Regions from separate parts of the Mus musculus genome. Here regions 1 and 2 are each linked to region 3. Evidence: chromatin loops called from intact Hi-C (ENCODE). Cell type or tissue: heart. All regions are shown on one strand. Each heading gives the region's core, and the rest is flanking DNA. Links, peaks and the distances in the headings are about the cores only.

Region 1 (4,000 bases), core at 1-4,000, 1.1 Mb after region 3:
GATAGATAGATAGATAGATAGATCGATCTTTAGGAAAAAAAATATTAAAGAAAAAATACCTGTATCTCACCAATGCCCCCCCTTTAAAAAAAAAGTACTCATTTGTCTTGAGGAACAACACAGGAATCATTAGATGACAAGACAAATTAGTCATTTCCTTTAAAAATTATCTTCCTGTTTGAGAAGACAACTGACAAATAAATTGTGATTACTTGAAATTAATTGTTTGGAAAATGTTTTCTTACCAATGATAAACTACATACTCTTAGATGGTTTGGAAAAAAAATATGCCTGCCACTCTAAACTTAGTAACTCCTAATACTTGGTTTTGAAAATAATATCGGTGGTAACATGAAGGAAAGTAGTTTGCTTGTTGTATAAAGAAACAAAGCAGCATTGCAATATCTGAACAACTCAATGAACCAGTATTTTCCAAATGGCCAATAAATGGCATCACAGTCATTCATGGGCAAAAACAGAGTCAAAATACCAAACAGACTATGGATTTTAGTTTCAGAGTGGTTGCTGTATTTGCCTACTTTCTATTTAAGGAAATAGCTTGTACCAGCTGGTTTTACTTTTTAATAAAGTGTATTTTATTTTATTTATTTTTAATGTATTTTATGTATATGAGTACTCATCTGCATGTACATCTGCTTGCCAGAAGATGACACTGGACAGTTGTGAGCTGCCATCTGGGTGCTGGGAATTGAACTCAGGACCTTCAGAAGATCGGTGGATGCTCTTAACCACTAGATCAGCTCTCCAACCCGCAAACCAACTTCATAAAGAGAAGAGTCTGGTTTCACTTACAGCTCTGGGAGGTCCCAAGGGCACAGCTCCTACATCTTCTCAATCCCACCTTGCTCTGACAAATTCCTCAAGGTGGGTGGCAGAACACATGAACGATGAAGATAAAACCCAAAAGAGGAATGCAGAGAGATTCCTGGTCATCTTCAGTTTTCATCTTGAGCAGTCCCTCCAGGACAGCAGCATGCCCTCGCGAACAGCTCTCCATCTTCCACATTCCCACACTGGAAACCAAGCTTCCAGCACAAGGATCTCCTGTTGACAGTCTCTCGGCTATAAAGCCTCACTACTGACCTGGTAGATTCTACCACTGTGGCCTTGTGCTTGACCTGAAACACAATGGGGGTCAGGGGAGGTAGGGGGCCACAATCAGAACAAAACTACCACTAGTTGAGGTTTGATGCAGCATCAAAGAAGCACCCCACACTTACTTAAAGGGTTATAAACATCCTCCTCCATTTATCGCTACGAATCTGGGAGGAGCTGGGGATTTCTGAGCTACATGACCTATCCCAGCAGAGGAGGAATAGGATATGAGAGCCGTGCAAAGGTCTTCATCAGGTATAAAGACCTTTGCAAAAATGACTGTCTCATCTCTTCTCACTAACGCCTTGTGTGTTGAAAATGTAGATTTTTTTTTCCCAATGTTGTAATGTAATAGGTTTCGCCCCTTTAAGGAATCAGCTTTAAAACGTCTTTCAAATGTCTTACTTCTACTTCCCTGTATAACAAATATCAATAAATACAACCTACCAGAAGCACTTTGGGGTCTTTAAGGATATAAATGGACCCCAAGGTAAGTATTTGAGAGTCATTTATTGTATTCTGACTGTGTGAGTCACGAATCTAAGGAGACGAAATTTGTATAGGAACCAGAGCAGGGCAAGTTTGACACTAAAGCTTATTAACCGCAAGAGAGTAACTATAACGATGTAAAGTGAATGTAAAATGAATGCTAAATATTACTCTAAGGCCAAGGGAAAGTACTCAAGGAAGGACAAATTTGGAAGTAGGATTCTTCCTCAAAGCAAGGATTCGGATACGATTAAAACATGCGGGGTTGGGCTCTTCAGATTGCAGAAGATCCTTGAAATGCCAGACAAAGCCTGATCCTCCGTGTTGAGGTAAATAGAAAATCCCTCTAAAGAGTGAGCCTGAGGGCTGAGCTCTACAGTTGAGAGCACTGTGGGGCTGAGCGCTTGGAGTCAAGTAACAGCACCGCGAGCCGCTCCTTTCTCCTGCAATGTTCCTCCTGCGCCCTCTACTGACGAAGCTGGAGTTTGCCGCAAAGGAGAAATACTTTATGTTTCCTTTATGCTTCAGGAAAAGGTGAGTATGCAGCTGAGAGATTATAAATAAGAACAGCAATCTGGGGGTGGGTGGAGGGAGGCAGGGAACCACATATAAGCCTCCTAGCATATAGTACACCTACTAATATTTCCAAAACTGTTCCATGGAATCATAGTTTAAGAAACTGATCTTTGTATGGTGCAAACGGTTGGTTTTCAGCCTCCTGTCTTACATGCACCCATTATTACGAGATTCCAAAGTCCACGCGTTAAGAAGCACATCTGGAAAGGACCACCACATCAGGAAGACTGCCAAGAGCCAAGTCCATGGTGTTACAGGAGAGTTAAATCTGAAGTATTTCTTGTTATAGTGCAGAAAGCCAGAGGGATCGATGACTCAATAAGGGCAATTCAGAAAAAATACATCAACAAAATGTTGCATTCAGAGACAATACTATGAAGATTTCCCTGTTAGTCCAGACCTCTCATTATGTGGGTTTTGAAATGCCCAGATTTCATGCACCTCCTAGGCTAGTGTATCTGTGGCATGGAGCACAATGTCCTAAAGTTTCAGAAACAAGGCCAGTTGCTTTTCAGAGCTCACAGAAAACTCTCAAGGTCTTGGTTGTCCTTCAAGTAATAGTAAATAGGCTCGAGTGCCTATTTACCCAAATCAAGATAGATCTCTGCTTCCTCGGGACTCTGCATCTTTCATCTTTTTTCATCCCCGGAGCTAACTTATTTTGTCTATGTGGTCCTTTTCCCCGCAGACAGTGAGCACCTCAAGGGCAGGAAGCAAGCCTCATTCATCTTTGTCCCGAGAGCCACGCACAATGGATTGACGTGAACGTCCCGAGAGCCACGCACAATGGATGGACGTGAACTAGTCTCCCACCTGTATTGGTTGACCCAAATATGTTAACATTAAGTGAAAGTGAATCTTGCACTTATTCCCGGCTTGCAGGAGGGCGGGCTAACACACTTAGCTGGGTTTTGCCGTGAGCAGTCTTCGAGGCATTTTGAAAATGGTGGTCTTCAGGGCAATCACTTTGAAAGAGGCAGAGTGTTCAGAATTTGTGGATCTGGAATGCACGAATATAACTAATTCAAAACCCTGAAAAATAAGCAGGCATTATTTTATACAGCACTTCTGATATCACTTGCCTAAATGTGATGTTGCTCTTTTCTCCATCCTCATATCTCGTATCTCTTATCTGAGTCTTGATCATCCATCATTTAAGACAGTACTATCTGGTACAACCTAAAGATCATCAGTAGCATGTAGATTGCCAAGCTTATTTTAAACCTTCTCTAAAAGTAGCTGGTTATGATCAACTGGCTTAAAAGGCTTGAACGTGTGTGTGTGTGTGTGTGTGTGTGTGTGTGTGTGTGTGTGTGTGTGTGTGTGTTACACAAACATACATTCAAAAGTTCTCAGGTTTCAATATGAATTTATTTCTCATGATTGAAAAGTCCTCCGCACATAAGAGCAGCTCTCCAGGGCGACTACAGTGCACGTGACTCCGTGATTAATGCGACACTCACATTGAGACTCAGACTTCTCAAGACAAACTTGAATGGAGTGGGAATATCGTGTCTTTGTACCCTGTGCCTGGGCTCTGAACTGGCATTGCAGAAGCCATAGCACTATGGCAGAATCAGACACATACATATACCTCTTTCTTGCTCCAAGGATTCTGGGAAACACATTCCTCACTGGGTTGGTGAGCTCTGATGTCCACTTAGAAAGCATCACAGGGGCTTTATCAGTTAGCCACATACAGCAATTCTCCCATCAGCCCACTCCCCTGGAAAAGCCACCCAGGACATGCACATAACAGAAACAACAGGTGGAAGAGACTGCTTGCTGCTTCCACTGAAAGTAAACCTGAGCAGAGACC
Region 2 (4,000 bases), core at 1-4,000, 170 kb after region 3:
AAATTGTCCTTCCATGCAAACAAGAAAGCCACCTACTGTAGCCGGGAGCTCCAGTAGAAGCCACAGCTGGAAAAGCCCAGGCCCAGAGTCGGGATAGGGATAGACACCCAAGACAGAATTCCAGCTTCTCTGTTCAAAGGGAGGATTATACTGGGATGACCCAGGTGTGGGACAGGCTATCTATCAGATAGATTCTTCCGAGTAGTTCAGGGCCTGAAGTGGGCAAATTGTTCTCAGCAACCATTTAGGAAGCGAGGGGCGCGGGGGCGGGGGGGGGGGGGAAGACTTGCTAGCCCAGCTGCATAGGAGGGATAGGTGTGCAGTCCTTCACAGGGACCTATTCCAGTAAAATGTTTGACCACTGGACATTTTTAAAACCCTGGGGAGCTTTTTCTACTGTCTGGAGAAGAGAGCAACATGGATACTAATTAAATACAAACTAGAACTCTGAAGGAGTCCATTGAACAAACCCTGTATTAATTCCCACCTGGTCTATTCTGGGAGGAAAAACTTCGTTTCAATTAGTCCTTCCCTGCCCCCTTCTTTATTTGGATGAGATGATAAACAGCTATCCACACTATATTTTCTGACTAGTCCTTCTCATGAACTGGTAAAATTGGTTTTAAGGAGAAATGGCGCAGATGGAGTAAATGTATAATATGTGAGCTTCACTAACTCAGCAGTAAATGGACTAGTAACGGTACTAGTATGGCCGGATACTGAACCGATGCTTCCAAGAAAGTGCTTACTAGGCAACGAAGAGCCAGAAGTGACACTGACATGTAAGAATCCTCACGAGGACTCTTACGATGAGATGCAAAAATAGACTGTCTTTCTGAGGGGGAAGAGGGACCACGTGATTTTAGATGGACTGTAGACACCACACAGACTTGTGAACATTATTCAGTTTGCCGAGAGGCCATCATCTCACTCACTGGAGTTTGAGGATAAAAAGTGTCACTTAGGTACAGGCAATTAAAAGGCTTTACTTGTGGCGAAGAAGAGAAGGAAGTAGAAAGAGTAGGGAAAGAAAGATTGGCTGCACACAGCATTCGGTTAATGGATGCGCTTGGCTAGGGAGGCTTTGGGGGAACATGCATTGAGTGTCAGCTGGCAGGAGCAGGCCATCCAACAAACCATGTGGGTCTGTGTTAGTACTGTGATTCCAAGGCCATCGGGAGAAGCTGAAAGAGGGTAAAGAAGTGAAGGGTGGTTTGAAAAGCAGAGGAGAGATGTCACAAGTAGTCAAATTAAGTGTGACTTGAGAAGGAAAGTCCCCAGCACTGCAGATGTGTTCTCTGCATTAGAAAACAACATTCATGCAAGAAAAACAATAGGCATGTAGTGGTTTGCATCACTCTAGTGGGGCTCTGGTGGAGGCTTGTGATGTGTGGAGGACAGCTCTGCCACACCCCCACACTAGCATTTGCTGGAAAAGATACCCAGGCATCTTTACTAAGTTTATGAGAGATGCTATCTATATTGGCTTTATTGGCTATTTTAAAAGTATTTTAATTAGAAACATAATTCTCTGTATGTGTGTGCGTGTGTGTGTGTGTGTATAACCACAGACACATGAATTAGTTGATTGATAGGGGCCTAGCTATAAGAACCCTAAGAATTTTAAACTTTATGTGCATGTCAATACTTAAGGCCACTTAAAGAGTTATATGAACATTTCTATTTGGTTCTTTTCATACCTTTACAAAAGGGCAGGGATGCTCTGCTCTGACTATCTCTATTTGTTACCTTCAAGGAAAATTAAGTAGAGATGTGTTGTATAGTCCGGCTGCTGCTAGCCAGGGGGTGTGAAATGTAAATCCCCACCCCCATGTCCTGGAAATCCCAGTTAAGTGTGGGAGTGAATTTCCTTCCCATCTCCATCCTTTGTGACCCACTTAGGGGCACAGGAATGCATCTGAGAGTAGCCCACGTACCCTTGCTCCCCATGAAGCTGACCTCTGCTCCTGAGCTGGGAGCTTCGAGGTACCTTTTCCCACTTAACACCTTCTCACTAATCCCCCGTGCAAGGACCACCAACCTCTGAGGAGGACTGGAAGTGACTCCTTTCAGGGCCCCTCAATGCTTCTCCTTAAATTGGCCAGAAGGGGTCACTGCTGTTGAATGACACAGGTCTCCATCCCTCCCAGGGTTGAGGCTGCAGTTCGGGATGGCTCCTAGCCCCTGCTCATGAAGTGAGAAGCAGAATCCAAGGATTAAACCCTATTCCTGGCCACACACACACACACACACACACACACACACACACACACACACACTCACATACACATGTATGCACACATACACTGTTGTTGCAGAATCTATGCAGGCCAGGGCTATGGTCATTGGGCAGGCGTCTGATGCCTGCAGATTATTTCTATTCAAACAATAAGATGATGCTGATTCAGTAAAATATGGTTAAAAAGCTGTGGTCACTATTAAATTCCATTGAACTTGAAGACACTTAAGAATCTGTACATTTTCATAGCTTGCTTCTCTTCCTTGCTTCTCTTGGTCATCTGCAAGTTCTATTTAATGTAAATACCTTAAGATGCTTGGTACAGCGGCATTCATCTTTCTATTTAGTGTTGCCTTGGTCACATAAAATCCACACTCACGCAAATTTTCCCAATGCAGCAATCCTCTACTCAAAAGCTCGTATTGGTTTAGAGGAAAGCAGGATTACGGAATAGAAAACCTAGGTTTCTTAAAATTGAAATAACTCCACTCAGACCAGGAGTGCCAAAATATATGAGGTACTCTTTTACTCTCAACTTTTAAACCCTTGGCAGACATCACTAATGGATGCCCTACAAACACTACCTGTCAAGAATTCTTCTCAACACGATGCTCTGTGTATCTGGCAACAAAGAGGAAACTTCTCGGTCATGCCCAAGTTAGTCAGTGAGCTCCTTAATGACAAAGCCTCCTGGCCTTGTTTTTAAAATAATTTTAAATCTCAGAATTGCTAGTGCTTTTCATAGCATAGTAGGAGCTTAGAGAAAGCTAGTGGAACTGACCTAAATTCCTTCAATATCCATACTTTTGAGTAATACCCTGGTTCCAGAATTCTCTGATATCCGTTTTGCTTGTTTGGTCGAGGAACCTAACAAAACCCAGGGCTAGAGGAATACATGGGCTACTTGTATGGACATTTTCTGTTTATTTGTTTTAGACTGGGCCACTTTTCCCATTCTCCAGTCACATTCTTGCTTAAGCAGGGACACAATTCTTTGGTGCCTTAATAAATAAATGCTGACATCAGGTACTCTCTTCTGACCTTCCCTCTCTGACCATCAAATATGATGAGTACAAAGGTCTGTTCAGGAAATAGGACTGCTTGGAAACTTGTTGCATTACATGAGGATAATAATTCCTAGCAGTCTCAGAATTTAAATGATCCCCTTTATGTCTGGTGGCTATTATTTCTACTATCCCTGTTTCTCTAATACAGGGAAAATGGAAACCATGCCCCAATTTGTGGAAGACAGGAAGAATTCCATAGACTCAGAGAACCCTTGAGCACTGGGTTTCTTCAGTCTAAAGAGACTGACCAATAAGAAATGGGCTGAAGGGCAGATTAGAGAGGCACATTGGCAAGTGGGGAGTTTCCAGATAAAGTTTACTCTTGAGGACAGAGGTGAAGTAGGATCAGAAAGAGGTTGGTGAGGACAAAAGATAGAGGGTGGAAAGGGCAAGGAAGACAGAGTAGGGGAGAGGTCATAGTGTCTAGAAGTCATAGTGTCAAGAAAGGGTCAGGATTCAACAGAGTCAAATGCCTGGTGACAATCATGAGCATGGGCAGAGGAGCCACAAGGAATCATGGCAGATGGTGACAGCAGGTGTTTGTAAGGACAGAAGTATTTGAAAGTGACAGTTTAACCCTGCAGTGAGAATTTGGAAGCAGAAAAGGCCATGGTTCAGTTTGAAAAGAAGCAACCATTGGTGAAGAAGGCCGTGCAGTCTACTCTCTTCGGACACTACCTTCAACACTCAGTTT
Region 3 (5,838 bases), core at 858-4,857:
GTAGGAAATCTTCAGAGGAGGTGTTGTCACTTGGAGTTCTGGGTAAAATGTGTTTTTAGTGGACCCTTATAGAAGGGAACAGGCTGGGGTTGTGCCTTAGGGGGTCCACAGGAGGGAAGAAAGCAGGAAGTTCTACCAGATTCTGTTTGGTTCCATGGGAACCCGGGCAAAGAGTAAGGAGATGCCACATCGGGTGCTGGGGATGAGACTGGGCATTGGATGTGGAGGGGAGGAGGGAGAGTGAAGAACTTAAGCCTGCCCACCTGATTTGATGACTTTCTTGCTTCTCTGTTAGACTTGGCAGGCAGGATCCCAGACAACGCCTGCTGGTGTTGGGGGCCGAGATAGCAGGACCAGTGGAGAAAAAAGTTAGTGGAGAAGATTTTCATGATCTATTGGATATCGGGGTGGAGTAGAAGGGAGGATGCAGCAGGAGGCTTGCTGTAGAGATGGAGTGAAACTGGAGAGCTGGGAATGAAAGAGAGGAGGAAGAGGAAGAGAGAGAGGGGGTGGGAGAGATTGGTGAAGATCTGTAGTTAGTCTGCCTGCTTCTCTGGCTTGAGTGGCCTGCAGGTTCCCAAGGAATACCTGCTAGAGTTGGGGGTTGGGATAAAGCATTAGGTGTGAGGCAGTTTGGAGGGGAAGGTGTGTGTGATATACTGGAGACAGGGTAGAAGAGCAGGGGAGAGGGAGGCTGCAGCAGGCTGTCTGCAGCCAAGCTATAGATGAGACAGGAGAATTGGATTTGAAGGAGTGGAGGCAGAGGTGAAGATGAGCAGTTCCTTGTTTTCAAATGCTAACTCTAATCTCTCTGAATTTGATTTTCGCTGGATACCAGGACAGTGCAGATGTAATTAATAAAGATGAGGTTGTACTGGACAATGTGGGCTGCTGTCATATGGAGTCTTGGTACTTCTCTAAGAGAAGGAATAGGCTGTATACCTGGTGGTGGCATAGTCCTAACCTGAGCACTTATATGACTGAGTCTAGGGCCAGCCTGGGCTACCTAGTGAGGTTGTCTTTTAAAAAGAAACCACAAACAAAGGTTTAAATTTTATGATTGAAAAGGAAAGAAAAAGTGAAATTAATGAAACGTTTTAATAATTGTACAAAATCTTACTCGCCAGCTTTAGCAATATTAACAAGCTGTATACAATCTGAAGTGTTTCTTTATATCAGTCATAATAAACTTGACCATAAAATGGAAGATGGAGAACATCCTAGTCACAGTAAGTCATATTTAAGATCTACTTAAACAGAGGGCATGTAAGAACTTCTGTACCTGGTCCTGAGGATGGAGCCTGGGTCCTCACACGTGTTAAGCTGTATCCCTTATCTACATTAGAGCTTTACAGAGAGCACCCTAAAGCTTTAGGAAGGAAATAGACAAAGACTTGAAAATGTGAATATGATATTGCTATCATGAGGCGAATGCAAAAACTATAATGGCTTCAACTTAATAAAACTTGTAAGTTAATTCAGATTCAAAAAAGTTCAAGATGATTTGTTGCTAGTTAACACACATTTTCCAATTAGTGGCTAATGTTAAAAGTCCATGGATAGTTAAATTAACTTTTAAAGAGAGCAGCACATAAGGGGGATTCTTGAGTAGATACGAAGGGTCTCTATGGAGCCCTGAACACTCAGTCCAGGCTGTCACAGCACTGTTCACCTATAGCAACAAAGTTTTGAGTTATGAGAGAGAATTCACGTACACTAAGGGGCTCAATATCTGACAGAAGCGGCAAGACTCACTAGTGGGTACAGACAGATCTTGAGAAGTGGATACTGGGGAAAGAGCTTATACGATTCAAAAAGTGGAGCAAGAACGCTATCTCAGACCACAAGCAAAGGGAGGATTGTTTTCATTATCAGAAACCATACTGTGAATCATAAAAGTAGGCGTTAGCGAAAACAATAGACTTTTAAAAATGGAATTCAAAACGCAGTGAGCAGCATGTTAATAATACACAACAAACTGCTGTGAACCAGCAAGCAAAAGGTAAGAAAATAGACTCAATCAAAAGATTCAAGGAAGAGACCTGAAAAACAAGAACAGCCCAATCATTTAATATAACATATATATATATAAAGACAATATCTCAAGGTATAGCCCTGCTAGCCAGGAACTTGCCATATAAACCAGGCTTGTCCAATACCCACAGAGATCTTTCTACTTCTGCTTCCTGGGTGTTGTGATTAAAGGTGTGTGCCATTATGGCCAGTTTTTTTTTTTTTTTTTAATGTGTGTGTGTGTGTGTGTGTGTGTGTGTGTGTGTATGTATGTATGCCTGAGTGTCTGCATATGCGTCACCGGTGTGCAATGCTCAAAGAAAGTGGAAGAGTCTGGAATATAAAAATCTGTAGAGAGGAGAAGAAACAGGAAGCATGGGATGATAAAGCAAGGAGCACACCTCAGGAGTTACATAAAGCAGATTTGGTGATGGGAGCTAGAAAGAACCAGTTAAGAAGAAAGAAAGAAAACATCATAAATGTTTTAAAGCAAAGAGAAGAAAATTATCCAACAAGTGGGGTGACTGGCAGCCATGCTTAGGGAAGATCAGGACGCCAGGAGCTCCTGTACTTTGCCAAGGGGGCTCACCTGCCCAGGATCAGAAGGTCGGCTTGATTTACGATGAAAACGGGCTCTGTTTAAGAACAGGCCACAAGATGGCGCTGTGAGCCAGTAAGAATATTCACCCATTCCAGGAGCCCACCAGTGTTTACCTTTTCATGGCTTTCTTTATTCTTTGCTAATATACTGCAGCCGGATCGCAGGCAATGTTTGTCTATTAAAAATGTTGGCATTTGGAAATAACATTCCCAATCTTCATGATTCCTGCTTACTTTTCGTATAATCCTCAGGAGACGTTGGAAAAACCTTCCTTCTAATCCCCGTTCTAACACAGGAAGCCAGCTCTAATTCCTAATTTACTAAAAGCACTCATAAAACTGTGTAGAGTCACTGCTGGCATTTGCTAGTCCTTGTGGACTTCCAGGTGGGAAAATATAGGGGGATATAAAGAGAAGGAGAGGAGAAGGGTCTAAGACTGGTCAGGAAAGCCAAGAATACAAGCCACGATCACAGAACACAGGAACGAAGGAGTGGGAATATCCATATAAGGACTGTGTTTCTTGCAGGGTAAAACAAACAAACAAACAAACAAACAAGCAAGCAAACAAACAAACAACTTGTTACCCGGAAGTCTGTAGTCACTGAACTTTTCACAGAAACCTGCACTATCTAATGTTGTCACGCATGAAGAACAGCAGATGGTTTAAAGGAGCCATCAAAAACCGATGATTGAAAACGCCAATTTTGATCACAGGAAGTCAGATATGGTTTAAAGGGCATTTGGCACCTAAGGTGCTCTGCTTTCTTCTGCATCCCTTTTGATTTCCTGAAGTCTCCTGTGTGTCAGTGGTATAAGCAACCCCACAACACACCAGGACAGAGAGACACAGACAGACTCAGAGAAACGTTGAAGGCTACAAAGCAAGTCACAAGTGCAATGGCAGGTGACTAGGGTTTTATCTGCAAAATGGGGTCAAGACACCCACCACTGTAGAGACATACTAAACGTTACCACACAGCCAATGCAGAGTCAGTAAATGCTGGCAAGGCTAATTATTTGGTAACAGTATCTTCTTCTAATAATGTATATGTTGAGTCTTCGGTTGCAGCAACAAAGGTTAATTTTTAATGTAACCAATAACGATCTGATAAATCACTTTCCTGATTTCAACAAATTCATTGTCCATTGTCTTTGTTGAGAAAACAATTGCATGAGCACAGCATAGCTTCAGTACTAGCAGAAAGCATAACGTGGCTGGGGGAATGATGGAGAGTCTTACAGACCCACCTTGGGTCCATAGAGCCAGGGAAAATGGGTACCTTTGGCTGACAATCCTTGTCAGAGAAGATACAATTATCCGAGGAGAATACCAGAGTGTTACTTTAGAATTTTATTGCCAGCCCTAGAAAGATCCAAATGCTCGTTCATAAGAAGTTCCTAGGATGAAGGAAACCTGGAATAGCACTTAGACAATCTTTGTGGGTTGTTCTTTAGGATACTATGTGCCAGACACTGTTACATTTCTTCATTTGTCTCTCCTTAGAGCCATAGCTTGTTAGATTCTTGCTTTCTCTTTTAAAAATATTATGATCATCATCATTATTGTATTGATGTGACCAATCTGCTGTGACCAATACTCAAGAGAACAATTTAAAAGGAGAAAAGATTTTTGTCTCAAAGTTTCAGAGAGCTCACTCCATGGTGATCTGGCTCCATTGGATTTGGGCTGTGGTGGGAAAGAGAATCATGGTAGAAGACTATGGAGAAGCAGAGCTGTTCAGCTCATGGTAGTCAGAAAGGGGAGAGGAAATTGGTGGGTGGTAGAGGGAGAGACAGAGAGAGAGAGATAAAACAGAAAGGTGCTAGTGGGCTTCTTCTACCTTATCCTTTTTGTCTGTGCTGGTGATCAAACCCAAGATCTCACACACCACAGGCAGGCATTTTATCGCTGAGCCCCAGCCCTTCTTGTTCTTTCATTCTATTTAGGCCTTCAGCCCAGTGGATGGTGCTATCAACATTCAGGGCTGACACTCCTTCCTTGGCTAATCATCTTTGGAAATGTTCTTATCCCACTCCACTCCTCCTTATCAACAGCAGAGATGTTTTCAACTGTGCTACTCAATAAAATCACATTGAAGATCAAGGTTAACCATCACCTCTTTGAAGGAAGTGGAACCACTGTCTAAGGTAAGGAGGCAGGTCGCCGAGGCATGCTGGACCAGAGTGTCAGGACAGAATAGAAATCTCTATACCTATACCTATATATATACCTATATTTATAGGTATATACCTATACTTATAGGTATAGCTATAGGTATGCAGGCGTGTGTGTGTGTGTGTGTGTGTGTGTGTGTGTGTGTGTGTGTGTATTGAATCAAGAGAGTTAATCTCAGATAGAAGCATTTTGGGAAAAATGGCAGTTGCAGGTGACTCCACCGAGTAGTGTCTGGAACTTAGTCACAGGCCCAACAGCATGCACATCTCTCATTATCTGATGACCTTCCTGCCATGCATGTACTTCAGGATTTGTAAAAGTGTGCAGGTCATTATCACGGCTGTCATTTGACCTTGAGCTGGCTCATTCTAGGAGGGCATCTCTATCTAGTGCCTTGTTGCAGTTTCCAAGGACCAATCTAGTTTCCACGTGCTTGAACCATTTCTTTCTCTTCTTCCTCTTTTTTTTCCCCTTAGATATCAGCTAATAGCACGTGCCTTGGAACTCCAGCACAACATAAAGTCTTTGTCGAGGCACAAAGGTTGGGTCTCCCTCCCCTCCTCCCTGTGCTTCTTGCCCATCCTGCTCAGCCTCTGAAACTGCCTCCAAGAAATTGGCTACAGGACCCAGGCGTCATGTCTGAGCTATTTATCAGTGAGAAGGTGAGGGCAGCTAATCAAACAGCTAAGAAAGGAGTTGGGAGATTCTTCATGCCTACAAAAGGTCCTTTAGTACTAGCACCAGTTTGGGAAGCCTTGGAGCCTTAGGTTCAGTTTACTATTCAAAGCCTCCTCAGTGCCCCCACGGAAAAACCAGCCCTGCAGGCAGACAACACAGTCTACTCGCCCCGCCCTGTCCCGCCCCGCCCTGTCCCGCCCCGCCCCCTGCCCCGCCCTCTCCAACCCCCTCCTGTAGCCTTCAAACACGTTTCTCTCCAAGATGCCAGGGAAGCAAGGCCACACAGCAGCCACAGGTTATCTTATCTTCTGGGAGAATAAATGAAAACCTGTTTTCAGCAAGCAGCTTTTCAAGAAGGCGGAGTCGTCC

The links. Peaks named below come from ENCODE experiments on the same cell type or tissue, not always from the same donor. Only the 100,000 strongest peaks of a DNase experiment are listed, where the experiment ranks them.
Region 1: it touches region 3 in a loop (6-fold over the local background); 23 of 42 quality-filtered maps call a loop at or near these places.
Region 2: a loop joins it to region 3, with 2.1 times the contacts of the local background. A loop is called at or near these places in 6 of 42 quality-filtered maps.

The regions. Positions count from the first base shown.
Region 1 is chr5:45,400,796-45,404,795 of GRCm38, forward strand. All of the region lies in intron 1 of D5Ertd615e (DNA segment, Chr 5, ERATO Doi 615, expressed), which reads right to left. Among named protein-coding and RNA genes, the nearest start is that of D5Ertd615e, 22 kb to the right of the region's middle. In heart, for the core only: a CTCF peak has its summit at 2,076 (motif pointing left); no DNase peak of the experiment used is centred there; H3K27me3 peaks cover 480 bases.
Region 2 is chr5:44,474,452-44,478,451 of GRCm38, forward strand. The region is part of intron 7 of Ldb2 (LIM domain binding 2); the gene reads right to left. Among named protein-coding and RNA genes, the nearest start is that of Gm40297, 46 kb to the left of the region's middle. In heart, for the core only: a CTCF peak has its summit at 2,100 (motif pointing right); no DNase peak of the experiment used is centred there.
Region 3 is chr5:44,301,709-44,307,546 of GRCm38, forward strand. It overlaps Gm40296 (a long non-coding RNA gene), which reads left to right and starts at 4,589. Exons shown (of 4, transcript XR_868403.3): 1 at 4,589-4,763. In heart, for the core only: a CTCF peak has its summit at 2,677 (motif pointing right); no DNase peak of the experiment used is centred there; H3K27me3 peaks cover 563 bases.